2 separate regions of the Homo sapiens genome follow, and region 1 is linked to region 2. Evidence: read pairs that join two places in POLR2A ChIA-PET (ENCODE). Cell type or tissue: HepG2. All regions are shown on one strand. Links, peaks and the distances in the headings refer to the core of each region. The heading gives the core; the rest is flanking DNA.

Region 1 (8,343 bases), core at 325-8,324, 140 kb after region 2:
AACCATACTTAGGTTAAGTCAGGCAAAACAGCAATTCAGTCTCACCAACTGATCCACTAGCATTAGCTACAAAACTGCCCTTTGAATCAAATGTTCTTAAGACAGCTGAGGATCAGGGAGATACCAAAACAACATTGTAAATTTTCAGTCTTGCTCATGCACAAAGAAAACTCTCTATAAATAACTCCCACAGATAAAATTCAAACTCTGCAGGCATTGGGGAAAAGTCAGGGGATTATCTAAATTGACTTCCTGGGTGCAAATCTGGGGGAGATAGGAGATTTGAGATCAGCCCCACTGGTTGGAAATTTCCCTAAGCTATGACATATGAGTCCTGATTTGGTCTTGGGATGCTTCACTGAGGGCGGTTGCAATTTATTGTGCTCTAGACACCAATAGTGGCTAATAGAGGAACAGGGAATCTGAGCACAGGTAGCAGTGTGGGAAGGGTGGGAAGGACCTTTACCAAGATGTAATTAAATGTAATTAAATAGCTGAGTATCCACTCTTAAAGCATTTTACCCTAGTTGCAAGCTAAAAGTTAGCCTGAAACATTTTCAGTGGATGCAGAGTAACAGCCTCTTCTTGCACTGGCATCACCTTGTGAGAACTGGGACCCATGGAACCAGGTGACAGGGGAACACGCAGTGGGTTGTATTACAGGAAAAGAACACTGAGTTTAGGGAATCTAAATCTTTTCTAACTGGTCACTAAGCTTTCCTGGTCTTTGCTCTGGAGTGAGACACTCTCTCCACTTTCCAGGGTGTTTACTATACAAATGGACTAGAAGAGATCATCGGCAACAAAGTCTATGTCTCTGTTCACACAAAAGGCAGAAATGTGAGACTCATGGAGAAATCTCTCCCAACACATGGATCTTATCTTCTAAATGGCAAAGATAAATATATGATTGAATGAATCAATGCATACATGTGTGAAGTTAGATAGTAATTAATGATTAAAAAAACAGTTTGGGCATGAAGATTGATAAGAAAAGCTGTTTTCAATAGGTTTGTCAGGGAAGGCTTTTAGGAGCAGGTAACAGTTGAGCAGAGATCTGAATAAACTGAGGAATACAGACATGTAAATATTTGCCCAAAGAGCATTATAGGCTTAAAGAACAACTCATGTTAAGGCCAAATGCAGGATAAGAATGTCTGATGTACAGTAAGAAACCCAGTGTGGATTGAGCAAAAGGGTGAGTAGGAGGCAATGAGGTTGGAGAGTGGGTTAGGAACCAGATCATGCCCTATGCCCAGATTGGCCCTATTATGCCAAGGGAAGAATCTTCATTAGATTCTAAGTTTGATAGGTTGCATTTTATAAATAAATAAATGAGCCTGGGCAGCTGACCCAGGATCTCAAGCTGGGCTAAAGTCGCTAAACAATGAGAGGCCCCAGGTTCCCCAAGAGAAGCACACAACTGGGACACGGTGAAGTAACACAATTGCTTTGTCATTCACCACTCTTTCTCTAGTTCTAGCTCTCCCATACCCTGTCTATTCCCCAGCTTCCATCTATCCATTTTTTTCTCCTAACTTCTAGTTCATTCTCTTTACACATTTCTTGTCTTGATAGCTCCTTGCTGCAATTCCCATTTCTCAAGTCTCCTGTCTTACTGCCCTTCCACCCCATCGTCAGCACATGAAAGCCTCTTTTCTCTCTCCTTACCTTTGCATCTCCCTGTGATGATGGTCTCCCTCATTCTCAGAAGCCCCATGGTTGGTGCATCTCTTATCAAGGAGCCGTGAGAAAAGAGAATAGGCTTCCCTCCTTCACATGCTCAGGTAGGGGTTAAATGCCTTTTGCTTTTCAGGCTGAGGTCAGAACATGGTGCCCCATGGATATTGGGGGAAGGGAAGAAGCAGCTAAATTCCCAGCCACACCATGGTAGAAAGGACCTATTTTCCCCAGTCCCCATGGCAAGAGCCATGCCAGCACTTACAAACAGTGTCTGGCACATGGTAGGTGCTCTGCAAACGTTTGTGAATATAATGAATGTGCTATTATAATTATCATAGTTGTCTTGGAGTATATGGGGTGAACATTTACACCTTAATTAGGAAGTATCTCAAAGCTGTTTATTTTTTTATGGCCTCAAGGAGAAAAGTCATTTGTTTGATTTTGTTTTTTACAGGCAATGATTACCATAGCAGCATAGAACCCAGTTTCTGTGTTCTTACCACCAAACCGTAGAACTTGTGATAGACAAGATATAAACAGCATCATCTCAGATGACATTTTGAGACAAAAACAACAAAGTAGTGCATTGGGAGATCCAAAACAAATGGCAAGTCAGTTTACATCTCTAAAAGTTGGCTGCAGTAAATTCTCCTTTTTTCTGACTTCCATTACAATTTTAAACACGTCTTCCCTCCCATGCATTTCTTCCCACTATGTCACCACCTGCCATTAACCTGTCACTGGGACTGGCAGGCTGAGGTCAGTTATGCTCCTTTATCAAACAACCCTCGAGGTCCTTCTAGGTGCAAAGAATTGTGCTAGGTTCTGGCACTCAGACCTGCTGCACACCTGCAGAGAGCCAAAGGGTAGTGGAGGAACAAACTTGTACAGATAAGCACGGTCCAGGGTTGCAGGCCTGCGATGGGGACCCTCATGGGGTGCAACGAATGCCCAGAGGATGGGGGATCAGTTGTCCATAAAGGTGAAGAGTAGAGCTGGGAAAAGAGCCAGAAAGGGATTTATGGAGTGTGTGACACTTTAGTGAGCTGCATTCTGAAGGAGAGGTGTTTCCTAGGTGGAAAGGTGCAAAAGCAGAGATAGGCAAGACTTAGCTTCCTCAGGGAATTACAAGCAATTCAGTATGGCGGCAGTGAGGAGATGGGCCCAGAAAGAGATGAGGCTGTAGAATTAATCAGCTGGGAAGCTGGAAAGCACTTCTGCAGATGTTCATGGAAGAATTGTGTAATGCTACTGTCCTGGAAGAGCTTACCAAGTACATTGCTTGTCTTTCTTATTTGGCTACACTGAACTTTAAAAGAAGGAGTTAACATCTCCATTGGAGGAATGTACAGGTACTACATATGTAGATGTGTACATATGTGCACGAAAGCCCACCCATGGCTGCACCCCACCCAAACATTATAGGAAGTCAGTAGTTGTTATTTCTTCAGAAAATAGAGTTCCCCCAAAAAGATTTTACATTTTTTAATAAAGTTTGCTGAAGATTTTTTTCATTACAAAAGTTAACACACTTTTTTAGTTATAGAAAGGTAGAAAAAGAAAGTTAAACCAAAATAGAACAGAGAGAAATAAACATATTTATATTTCCCAAAGAAAGTTATTAATATTTTGATAATTTCCTTCTAGCCTTTTGTCCTATGCACAAGTTTAATTTGTTTATTTGTTAACCAAAGTATTAAGTCTGAATAGACTATAAAGAAGGAAATAGTTCATGGGATTTTACTTCAAATATATATAGATAGTCATAAAGATCATTCAGCAATATTTATTAATTTTCTATTATGTGTCAGACACAGTGCTAAGTGCTGCAATAAAGCAATAAACACAGTAGGCATAGTGACTACCCATGCAAATTCCCGTGGCAATGGGAAGGACAGGAAATAAAAGAGGTGTCATGGGGACAGGAAAGGCTGGCAAAACTTTTGGCTCCCTCAGCAGAAACTCCCCAATACCACTCTGCCCCTTCCCTTCATAGTTATGAAGTCACTGAGTGCTGGCATTGGAAGGGCCTTTGAGCTCTCATAGTCCAAATAATAGTGTTTCTTGGTTGAAACAAATAGGACTCTTTAAGCCTGGCTTTTTCTCCCCTAATTCCTGGAGCATTATTGCCTTCATTAAGCTACCCCTCCTCTGGTAGCCAGTGCTTCTTCCCCCCCTGCTACCTGCCCCCTGCCACTGAGGCAGCCCAAAGAACAGGAAACCGGAGGTGGCCCTGCCAGAGCTGTCAATAGCAGCAGGCATCTTCCTTCCTGCCACAGGGGTGATAAGACACAAGGCCAAGGGGAGGGAGCCCCTCTCGGCTGAACACTCCATGTGTTGTCCTTTGCCTTAGAAAAACCTTCACTCTTCCTACCCCACCAAAGTAGCCAGTCACCACCAGCATGGAAAACAAATAAATAAGCTAAGCAAGGTCACAGTTATTTCTGCTGTTGTGAGATCCAGCGTCACATGTAAAAAGAGTTGGTGGTTTCTAATCCCCCACTGCCCAACACAAATCATATTTCCCTCCTCAGGCAGTACGTCTCAAATTGCAGCTTTATAAAGCCATATCTTTGAGTCAAGGGACTTTAGTTTCTATATATCTCATGCCTAAATGAACTAAATATTCACTACATAAACCACCCTTACACCATGATTAGTAATGGATCACATCATGGTAATGTACTCACACCAGATTCCGCTGCAGCCTGTTAAGCATCATTATGACACACTGGCTGGTCAGTGTTGGATAATTTAGGGATAGGCCCATGTTAAGGACCAGGTAGCCTTGGTTGTGTTATCACAATGGAGCCTCAGAAGCCTGAGACAGCAAGAGGGCCAGGAAGTCTGAAGTGTTTGAGGAGAAATGTTCCAAAAGGAAACTTTCCTTACTTCATCTATTTTGCACCACACACGTCCTGACACATCAAGGGTATTCTCACAGTAACTGGCAATTCTATGAACTTTAGAATCCATTCAGGCAATCACATGTCTCTGTCAGCTGTACTAAATGTCTTTGAAGCTGGGAAATTCCTTTGACTCTGGTTAAATATTACATAAAACATGCCTGCTTTGAATGGGCAAACCATAAACTGTACAATAAAGTGTGGGAGAAAGAAATTTGGGCTTGGAGCCATAAGATATGAGTTTGAGTCCTTTCTAGTGGTCTGACCTTGAGTAATCACTGCTCTCTAGATTTTAATATCATTCATAATTGTGCTCTACTGTAATCTCTTATATAAAATATTTCCTGGCCTCTCTTTTCTACCAGGCCCTAGACAGAATTAATTATATATATAGATATATATGTGTGTGTATATATATGTATGTGTGTATATATATATATAAAACAGATATATATGTTTTATTTACATATTTAAAGCATACATTTATATATTTAAAATACATTAAAATATATATACTTTATAATAAAAATATATACATTTACATATATTTAAAATATATAAATATATATACATTTTATAATATAAAGTTTATTTTATATTATGTGTATAATTAAAATGTATTTTAATATAAATTTTAAAAAATGTATAAGCATGTTGTATATAATTTTTCATCTCCCTCACTAAACTTGATTGCTGCAGGATTCATGTCTTTGATTCCATGGTATTACTCTGACTGAACTACAATACAAAGGGCATAATAAGCACTTCTCAAGCACTCTTAGGAGGCTCAAAGGTGATAGTACTCAAACAAGTATTTCATAAACTATAAGCCTCCATGTGATTGTAAGATGTGGTCATTATTTGCATAGCAATATTATTTCTCAGTGTAGCACATTTCATAAAAATCCAGGAACTAAAGCAAAGAAAACAAGAAGCAGTCAACAGTGATTAACTCTGGGGGTGGGATTGGGAGGTAATAGGGAAGTTGAAGAACAGGGGAGGGGAGGGGAGACGAGGACAGGAGATGTCATATTCTTAATTTGTATTAATTTTCAATATTAGAAATGTGGATAATTTTTATATTGATATGTCTTGGTATTTTTTCAAATTGGAAAAATAAATGCACACAATTCTAGGAAGCTACTGCAGTATTTACCTGGCGTGGGGTCCGTGGACATCTGTCAAATGTTAACCGAAACCAAAGTCTTACTGTACTATTTATTACATTATTACTGACAAGAATAACAATACCTTTCTAGCTTTTATATTGCACTTTAAGCCTTCTGAGATGATGTTTATTATTTGCTTTATTCTTACAACAATCCTGATGTTATTAGGGTAATAATCAGTAACTGTATTTAATGAAAAGAAAAAGTAAAACCAGAGAAACTTCATAAGTTGCCCAAGATTCCAAACACAGTGGACAAGTCAAGACTAGAATTCAAGAGACCTGGTTAGAGCCATCCGCAGTGGGTGAAACTTTTGGAGCCCTAAGGATATGTGCAATAGTCTCCAAAGACATTTTCTGTGCCCTCTGTCCTCGGCAGAGACCTGGGATCCCAGCAAAGCTGTCACCTACAGATAGATGGCTTCTGATATCTTATTTACTGCCACTCATTGTATCAGTCACTGAGTTTCAATGCATTGCTGAAAAAACATTGACAACCTCCTGGCTTGAATCTGGACCCTGCGACTAAATGAGCTGCATGACTTTGAATAGTCACTTAACCTTTCTGAAAAGTCAGTATCCTTCCTTATCAAGTGGGAACGACACCACATGGCAGGCTCAGGGATGTTGTGAGCATCTAAGGAGGTAATGTATGTGAAACTGCACTGTAAACTGTAAGACATTTTGTAAATGTCAGATATCTTATTTGCTTACAAGCTTCTGGAGGCTACTGTGCAAAGGCAGAGATTCCCACAGCCACCAAGGAAAGGAAATCTAGGAGGAAAAAGATAAAATCACTCTTAAAAGGAGGAAAGAACTATTCCTACTATATGAGCCTCCTCAACCTGCAATGATAGAGTCCCAGTGTTCTTTAATGTCTATTTACTTTTTCCTTGCTGTCCTCTTCTCTGCATATTATTCCAGCTGTGACAGTCATTTCATCAGTGAAATTATCAGAGCAAATAAATTTCACTCTCTGGGTCCTTTGACTGAAGCTCCACAATAGGATAAAAAGTATTCTCCCTCCCCCTCCCCCTCCCCCTTCCCCTCCCTCTCCCTCTCCTTTGCACCGTCTCCCTCTGATGCCCAGCCGAGGCTGGATTGTACTGCTGCCATCTCGACTCACTGCAACCTCCCTGCCTGATTCTCCTTTCTCAGCCTGCCGAGTGCCTGGGACTGCAGGCGCGCGCAGCCATGCCTGACTGGTTTTCGTATTTTTTGGTGGAGACGGGGTTTCGCTGTGTTGGCCGGGCTGGTCTCCAGCTCCTGACCGCGAGTGATCTGCCAGCCTCGGCCTCCCGAGGTGCCGGGATTGCAGACAGAGTCTTGCTCACTCAGTGCTCAATGTTGCCTAGGCTGGAGTGCAGTGGCGTGATCTCGGCTCGCTACAACCTCCACCTCCCAGCCGCCTGCCTTGGCCTCCCAAAGTGCCGAGATTGCAGCCTCTGCCCGGCCGCCACCCCGTCTAGGAAGTGAGGAGCGTCTCTGCCTGGCCGCCCATCGTCTGGGATGTGAGGAGCCCCTCCACCCCGCTGCCCAGTCTGGGAAGTGAGGAGCACCTCTTCCCGGCCGTCATCCAGTCTAGGAAGTGAGGAGTGTCTCTGCCCGGCCGCCCATCGTCTAGGATGTGGGGAGCGCCTCTGCCCCGCCGCCCCATCTGAGATGTGAAGAGCGTCTCTGCCCAGCCGCGACCCCGTCTGGGAATTGAGGAGACCCTCCGCCCGGCAGCCGCCCCGTCTGGGAAGTGAGGAGCGCCTCCGCCGGGCAGCCGCCCCGACAGGGAGGTGGGGGGCAGCCCCCGCCTGGCCGCCGCCCCGTCTGGGAGGTGGGGGGCGCCTCTGCCCTGCCGCACTGTCTGGGAAGTGAGGAGCCCCTCTGCCCAGCCGCCACCCCGTCTGGGAGGTGTACCCAACAGCTCATTGAGAACGGGCCATGATGACGATGGCGGTTTTGTCAAATAGAAAAGGGGGAAATGTGGGGAAAAGAGGGAGAGATTGGATTGTTGCTGTGTCTGTGTGGAAAGAGGTAGACGTGGGCGACTCCATTTTGTTCTGTACTAAGAAAAATTCTTCTGCCTTGGGATGCTGTTAATCTATAACCTTACCCCCAACCCCATGCTCTCTGAAACATGTGCTGTGTCCACTAAGGGTTAAATGGATTACAGGCGGTGCAAGATGTGCTTTGTTAAACAGATGCTTGAAGGCAGCATACTGGTTAAGAGTCATCACCACTCCCTAATCTCAAGTACCCAGGGACACAAACACTGCAGAAGGCGGCAGGGCCCTCTGCGTAGGAAAACCAGAGACTTTTGTTCACGTGTTTATCTGCTGACCTTCTCTCCACTATTATCCTATGACCCTGCCAAATCCCCCTCTCCGAGAAACACCCAAGAATGATCAATAAATACTAAAAATAAAAAAAATTTTAAAAAAAGTATTGTAAATGCCTCTATCCTCAGTTACTGAAAGGGAAGCATCAAAATATTCAACTTCCTATTAAGTTTGGTAGCATTTCTTTTTATTAATGAATATAGGGACCTAAAATCCTTCATCACAGTGTTGACTGAAAGTGTGGATTAGCTGGAAT
Region 2 (8,341 bases), core at 342-8,341:
AGGACATTAATGCCTTTTTAAGAAGTTGAGTTTAAACCCATCTACTATGAGGAACATGGCAAGTGTAAGCATTGGAGTCAAAGATTTCCATGTTAGATCACTCTGGCATTTGTGTGTAAGTGGAATTTGAAGGGGACAGCAAGAACAAAGACAGCTACATTAGGTAGAAAGCCATTGCAGTAGTCTGGAATAGAGATGATGAGTTCTACTTGTGGTTATTTTCCATGGAACTGTAGACTGCCTAGTGTCAGAAGACTCTCCTTTCATTCTTTAAATATTTATATAGTTAATAGTTAATGAACACCTACCATATGCTGGGCACTGGGTATGAAGAGACAATGAGAACATTTAGTTACTGTGAAAATAGAAAAAAATGCAGAAATGTGACAAGTGCTATGACGTAGGTATAATCAGGTATATGGCAGCACCAGTGAGGAACTATTAACTCACCTTGGAAACCAGGAAACACACCACTGAAAGTCCTCCAGGGAAAGAAGGTACAGGTACAGAGGCATCCAAGCATGGGAAATTGTATGTGAACAGGCACAGAGGCATAGGGACACATGGTCTCTTCAGGGAAACGTGACTAATTCTGCATATCTGGAGCACAGGAACCTGGCGGTGTGTGTGAAGGGTGCTATGCCACTGAAAGACTATGTGGTTTGCTTGGAAAGTGTTTAGGAAAAATTTTAAGTGGGGATACAACCTATTGGATTTATGTTTTGGAAAAATCTCCCTCCAGCAATTAAATGGACTTCCTAAAGAAAAGCATAGACCAAAGGAGACAGGAAAGCAAGGATAAGGATCTGAATAAAGGAGACAGTTGGAGAATAGATGAAAGGGCTCAAATTCAAGAATTACTTAGGAGGTGAAAATTATTCTAGAGATTCCACAGGACTCAGAGCCTATGTGAATGCATGACCAAGAGGACTGCAGGGAAAGCCAGGGTTCAGTTAAGGTGAGGAGGTCAGGCATGAGTCTATGAAAAAATGGAATATGTGTGGTCATACTTTTTCATTTTTTTAGAGCCATGGGGTATAAGTTCTAAGGTCACAGATAGTGTAAATGTTTGGGGATATGGGAATGAAAGCAACAGTGAAAGAATATGGATTGAAAGACTACGAATGAAGAGTCTGGGGGAAGAACAGGTGAATGAAGGGACTGCCACTTAGAGCATCTACCAAGAATAATCAACTAAGTCATTCATTCACTCCAAAAATGTTCACTTAGTGAGTTTATTCCATTCATATGTTGTATATATATTTATATTTTATTTATTTATTATTTATTGGGTTTATTTATTTATAACAAACATATATTTGTGACTGAGCATCAACAATGTACTAGGTACTCTGTGAGGTACTGGGGATACAGTCATGAACCATGTGTACCAGGAAAGGACCTACTAGACTCAATGTTTGAAGTTAGCTTTCATGTTAAGTTGACGTGGTGTTCATGCTGGCTGAGCCCTAGGTGGTGAGAGAAAACACGCCAGGAGCGGCTGTTACTCCTATAGGAGGCAGCATGGCACAGTCTATATTGGAGTCTCAGGAGAGCACAGAATATCCTGGAATGCACAGGCTCTGGACTCATCCAGGCCTGAGTCTGAGTTCTGCTTCAGTGTGTACTGTTATGTCCCTGAGAAAGGAATTCAATCCCTCTGTGTCAGTCTTATCCTTTGTAAAATAAGGATAATGATAGCCACTTTGGAAATCTACTTGAGTATTCATATGAGGTGCATATAAAGGTTAAGTAAAGAGCGTGGCTCAGAGTATGCACAAAAATAATTAATTGTAGTCATCATTATTATTTGGTATATATATTTAGAGCCATAGGAGAATCAAAGACCTGGATCTTCAGGAGATAGAGACCTGCTCTGAAGGCACTGAAGCCAGTGTGGACTGAAGTTGCACGTAACATCAAAGACAGCTCTGTTGGTGGCCATAGAGATTGGCTTCCTGTGGAAGGACCTTAAGGTTGCAGCTACTGGAAATTTGCTTACCTTTCTACACTTTTTATTTTTTAATAAGTGAGAGCTTTACATTGTCTAATAGAGCTGAACCACATTATTTCACTTCCTTAGATTAAGTGTCCAAATTCCTTTACAGGCAATTAAAGCTAATGAAAAATAATTTATGTGTCTAGAATCTGTTATAACTATCAGATCTCAGTGATTAATTTGGTTTATGATGCAGAAAACCTGCACAGTCTAAGATAAAATTGAAAAAGAGCAACATGAGGTGAGGTGAGCTAGAACTGTGATATCAGCCCAACACATTTTGCTAACAGACCGAGTATGCTGGAGTTTAATCAACTGAAGAGAACAGTGATGCTTATTGAGTGTGCTAATTCTCTAGGCAGAAAGCTTCCCAGAGCACACACAGCAAAGATAAACAAGGCCATGACTCGGTGTGGAGAGCCTGCACAATTGTGGAGGCTGAAGGATCAAACAAAGACAATTATGATCTCGGTTGTCACAGCAATTCTGTTTATTTGGGTTAGATTGAGTTTATGGAGGGTTTGTTATTTAGGAGTCATTTTAGAAGGCAGACTAGAGTTATTATTACTACAGGAGATGTTGAACCTGTGTCTGATTTTATTATAGTGGGTAATGTTTACAGTAATATAAAACAGTCGAGTAGCAACATTATTATTTTCAGACAACTCATCTGGTGTTCTAACTTCCAACAACGTCCTCCTGACCACCTTACAGTGCCATCTCTCCCTCCAGAGGCAATGTTTAAAATACTGGAATAAATCTTTGAATCATTTTTTAAAATTGGACATTATTCAACTATTTCAAATTGAACATTATTTAAAAAGCAGAGTTTAAAGCAGTTATCTCTCCTTACTCCCAGTGGAAACCCTTGACTCCAAGTTGACATAGCTGAGATGACTGGGCTTTGTAAACAGCTAGACTTCAGTTCAACATCCATTTCCACTAGCTGTGTGACCTTGGGCAAGTCACCTATTATTTTGGGGACCTTTGAACCTATCTATAAAATGGCAGTAACTATGCCAGTCTAGGGTATCTGCGAGTAGCAAATGGGAAAGCCTGTTTGAGCATAGAGTGCAAGAGCCTGCAATGCATGTTCTCTCCCTCTCTCTTCGCCTCACTAAACCACTCACTGGACAGGGACCTGACAGAGGATATAACCAAGCTCAGATCCCAGAGGCTTGAATTCTAAGTGTCCCCAACATTTACTCATAGGTGTCCTTGGGCAATTCATTTGCCTCACTGGGCTCCAGCCTGAGAATTGGGTTCAGGAGACCCAAGGTTTTTCTTGGCTTCTTGAGGAGCCTCCTCACTTCCATAGGTTTGCTCAGGCAGTCTCTGCTGCTGGCATAAGTCTTCTTCATCTTCTACCTGTCCTAATGCCTTCTGTTTCTCCAGCTCATAGTGATCCTTTGCTCTCTGCAATAGCATAAGGTTTTCTTTGTGTATTACTCACTGGGTGTGGGATTGTGAGCAGCCTTCTTTTATTCATTAACCTTTCCAGTTTTTTGTTCTTTTCTCCCTCTCTAGAATAAAAAATCTCTCTGAGGAAAGGCATGTGTTTTATGCTTCTTGGCTTTCTTCAGTTTGTACCAGGAGCAAGGAAGCTGATTAATGGCACCTTGTTGAAGTAGCGATCAACCTTATGTGTACAAAAGCATAGCCATGTGACATTATCCATTTAGAACAAGCCAAAGTGCCGTTCTGGAAAGCACTGAGTGTCGCCGCCCTGCCCAACACAATCCACTTGTCCACCTCTTTCCGTTTTTTCTCCTCCTCTGCAGGGACCTGGGAATTTTCTCGAGGCTTACCTATGCATGAAGAGAACTAAGAGCCTGCCTTCACTCTGTGAATTTCTGTGGACTGAAGTCCTTCTCCAAGTTGAGCTGTGCAGTTCATACCATGACAGATTTTCCATTTCTTCCTCCCAGAAGCCTATTGGCAGAACCAGTCTGCATACTACACTGTTGTGGTAGGCGGCAGACAGATGTGACTCAGAGCATGTTTGATTTCCCAGAACATATTTCCAAGGGGGTAATGGCTAATGAGTTCACCTTTGAGTCTGCCAACAAAAGAGGCCCACAGAGACACCCAGGTCAGCTGAAATCTACCAGACACAGAGAAGACAGATTCCAGACACCAGCAGGGTCTACGAATGCCTGCTAGACAGCCATATAAAAAGAAAGCTACCTAATTCTGAAAAACCAGCTTCACTGCATTGGTCCATCTAATCATGAGGTGATCCCACAGGTACACTTTCAGTGGGAGTAACAAGAAAAAGAAAAGGCTATAAGGTCTATGTTAATGAAGTCATAATCTGCATTAGGGTCTGTCTTAGGGCTCTACTTTTATTTTTTCATTAAATATTTGTTGAATTTCTACCATGGGTCAGTCCCTATTCTAGGTGCGGGGGATATATCAGACAAAAATCCCCGCCCACCCCACCCCTAGAACTCATATGCTTATATGAGACTTAAAAACAGCATCCAAATTTTCACAGGTTTACACTATTTTACCAACCTGAGCCCCTTTGCCTCTTGGTCCCCCAGTCTCCCAAGGAGTTATTCAGTGAGACTTTCCCTCATTTCTGCCAAGTGCCTAGTACTGTGCTAGCTGCTCACGTGTTGATTTTGATACAGTTCACAGTTCATAAAAACACCAAAATTGTTATGTTACCCAGGATGGTAAAATACACTTTCTGAATGTGTAAGTGATCATTGTGATCGTATGTTATACTTTCCAACTCACTTATCATTAGTGAATAGCTCTTAAAGGGATTAAATGAATGATTACCCAATAATGATGAATAAAGAGAGTAAGAGTGGTATTAACCTCCATCAGAACCACAGTACCATCATAATACCTTGCCTGTTAATAGAATTTCATAATTTTCAAAGTGTTTTTTCAGTTTTTGGTTGCTTAGAGTGTTGATCGATCTATTGAAACCAACCAGAAATCCAGATTAGTTTAAAAATACATGTCTTGGATGCCCATTATGTGTGAAACACTTAGCTAGGCATGGGAAATTTACCAATGAACAAACGGAAATGAGACTCCTGTCCTCAGGGACATGAAGATAAAGACACAGAATGCTGAGGGAGTGAAGAGCCCCAGTCTTGGAAGGCTAAGGGAAGTTTCCTGGGGAAGCTGAATTTATACTTGGCCCTGAAGTAGGACTTCCATGCGTGGAAGACGTGGGGAGAAGATTTCCAGCTTCTGCTGTAAATGTTAGTTTCACATTGGCCTTATGACAGGCTGCACATCTGTTCCATTGTCTCTGGGGATGGTTAGAGACCTTGGAAAGAGCAGGTAATTCTGCATATTAAATTATAACCCATTAGGCGGCCGGTTAGATGAAAGGGCCTGGCTTCATAATCTCTTTCTTTCCATGAAGTAACCATATGGTCACCTTTCAGCTGAAACATTGTCCTAGGACTGAACTGCCTGGAAGCCGGTGACTTTTTTTGTTTTATAAGATTAAAATTACTTTTCTTTTTTGATTATAAATACAATCAATGATAATTATTTTTATAAGTTGGGGAAGGCAGAAAAGTATATAGAAGAACAAAGGAATAAAAAATGCTACAATGCAAATTCATAATTTGCATTTTGCAATATTTCTATTGAGCATTTTTCACTGATACAGTCATTCATTCACATTTATAACTGGGCTTCTTATGGATAAATAGGCCTGCATTGGTGTGAGAGGAAGAAGAAGGTCACACAAAGGTAGATTCAAGTGCTTAGCAAGACACAGTGGCATCTAATGAATAGGTTTTAAAATTAATAGGGATTTTTGGTTGGTTTTGACTTTTTAGAAATATTTCATTCTATGAAAAATTGAGATATGGGTGGGATATGAAAATCTGAGATATGCATGAATATGTTATTATTTCTTACCATAAATTTTAAGGTACGTGTGTTTTTTAATTCTTGCTTTATAAAGGAATGCATTTAATAACAGAGATTCAACAAGTTAGTAGGAAAGGGATGCTATGCCCAAGTATGTCTAGGCAACATTTTGTCAAGGGTTCTGCCTATCCAGTCTCACCAATTCTGGATCTCAGGATGGTAACCAGGTTCAGATAGCACTGCTTAATAATGTGGTTCGATTAAACAGAAGTGGTTTAATTAAAACTGACTGAGACTTTAAAAGGAGAGTGGATGCTATTGACTATGTGATCTCTGTTCTATTGGCCACCGTGATGTGCACAACTGTTTGGTCATGGACTATGTTGAGAAACATTTTCTCTGATTAATAAGAGAAGAACCAAGTAGGCTTGGAGCTAGCTGGGGGACCAGCTAGAGAGATGGAAATCCTTGATTTCCCGGTGAACAAGAACATTTATAAAGACAGAAATATGCAGAATCTGTTGTTGTTGTTGTTTTTGAGTTTGTGGGGACTAAATCCCAGATCTGTTTAAGCATTTGTGAGCACTAATGCTTTTGTGAGAATGAATTTTTCTGAAGGAACTTACAAAAGTGTTGAGTTTCATGTTTGGGTTAAAGCAATCAAGCATGAAGACATATATATGGATGAAGGGCCAGGATGGAGAGAGAACTTCTCCAGGCCATCTGAGTTCCAGATAGATAGAATAAGTTACTACTAACATGACCAAATTGTGGAATGCCTTATGGTACTGATGTGAGAAACCAATCTCTCTTTAGAGCAATATGACTGTATGTTGGACCTCCCAGGCCCCCTTGGTAAGGCCAGTATTTCCTGGAGAACCTTTCTCAAATGCATACCTTATTTTTTGCCTTCCATAATATCATTTCCATTGCCTTAAATTCTACCATCCCCTTTCCTATCCTGACCTCTCACCGCCTTCTATTGAAATGCCGCCTGCCCTTGACTTATCAAACTGTACTGTCACGGTTTGTTTGCTTGACTAACTCCTTTAGTTTATAATTCTCCAGAATGCAGGAACTGTGCCTAGTAAAATGGTTGGTATATAATAAACACTTGATAATTTATTGATTCAGTTACTGAGCAAATGTAAGTGGGACTTAAGTTTGCTTGATAAATGTTTCCTATTATTGACGTTTACTAAAATCCGGCTTACCTAAGGAATTTTATTTCCAATATATACTGACACTGTTTTCCTTCTCTGACTACATTTATTGGGTACTTATTATATGCAAGACACTATGTGATCTCATTTAATTCTTACAGTAACCCTGTGTTGTAAGTACTATATTTCTACAGGTAAGGAAATAGAGTCTCAGGAAAGGTAGGTGACGTGGCCAAGGTCATAAAGCTGGGAAGTGACAGGACCATGATTTGTGTCCAGGAAGTCTGACGCCAGAGCTTACAGTCTTTTCTACTCACCTCAGAAGTCCTACTTGTCCTTCAGGGCCAAGCATAGACTCGGCTTCCTCAGGAAACTTTCTTGCAGTTATTGTCATCATCTATCTTCTCATCTCACCATTAGGCTGAAGGCCTTGTGAGGCAGGAATCATGTATCTCCTCTTTCTATTATCTCATTGTATGTGGCCAGCATCTTGTAAAGTTGTTTAGAAAGGAATTCCTACCTGTACTGGGCAGATGAGGGGAAGGGGGCTTGGGGATTTCTCTAATCTTACACAGCCACCCTCTGTCAGAGCCAGCGGTAGGCCCTAGGTTATCATCTTTAGTTCCAGGCTCCTTTCCTGGAAGAAAATGCCTTAGAAAATCCCTTTATAAACAATTCAGGAGGTGATAGAGTTCAGAGATTCTTAGAATTGCGAGAAACCACAATGGTTACCTAGATAAATGTCCTCATTTTAAACAGTAGGCCTAGAAAGGAGAGGTGACTTATCCAAGACTGTGGAGCAAGTTAGTAGAAAGTTTGGAGTAATGAAAAAACAGAGAACAAAACTTGCAGTTACCAGATCTGGGATTTAGTATTCACTCTGACACTTAGTTCTTATTGAAAGACCTATAACATAAAGTATAATTATTCAGATTCAAACCAAGTTGACAATGTCTTTTCTGTCATTGTCCTTGGCCTATCTACGTGCAAATAATAGTTTTCTTCTTAGTAGAAACTCCTTTTATTCCACTTGGCACAGGCACTATTTATTGAATTGCTTTAAAGAAGTTTTTTTTCTTGACTTATGTCCTCTTGCAGTCTCCTGGCTACTCCCAGCTGCAGCCTCTCCTCCCCCAGCCATGCTCCCTGCACCCTCCCAGCTCCCCATCCTCTCACCAGCCATTTGCTTTCTTCATGGATGCCAAGTCAGCCAATCAGCATTGCTTGTCTCCTTTCCTGCTGTGCTCCACATACCCAACTAAGGCTATTTCCTGGTTTCCATCCTGAACCAGGCTGAAATTGCTAAAATATTAATGGCTCCCTTTGTGAA

Evidence for each region. Peaks named below come from ENCODE experiments on the same cell type or tissue, not always from the same donor. Only the 100,000 strongest peaks of a DNase experiment are listed, where the experiment ranks them.
Region 1: POLR2A ChIA-PET joins it to region 2 with 22 read pairs; 2 of 35 experiments call an interaction of 5 or more read pairs at or near these places.

What each region holds. Positions count from the first base shown.
Region 1 is chr1:168,829,958-168,838,300 of GRCh38, forward strand. No RefSeq gene overlaps it. Among named protein-coding and RNA genes, the nearest start is that of LINC00626, 47 kb to the left of the region's middle. In HepG2, for the core only: no CTCF peak of the experiment used is centred there; DNase peaks (open chromatin) are centred at 804, 4,034 and 4,684; H3K4me3 peaks cover 617 bases.
Region 2 is chr1:168,686,449-168,694,789 of GRCh38, forward strand. No RefSeq gene overlaps it. Among named protein-coding and RNA genes, the nearest start is that of DPT, 39 kb to the right of the region's middle. In HepG2, for the core only: a CTCF peak has its summit at 1,511; DNase peaks (open chromatin) are centred at 2,383, 2,943, 4,013, 6,873 and 2 weaker places; H3K4me3 peaks cover 873 bases.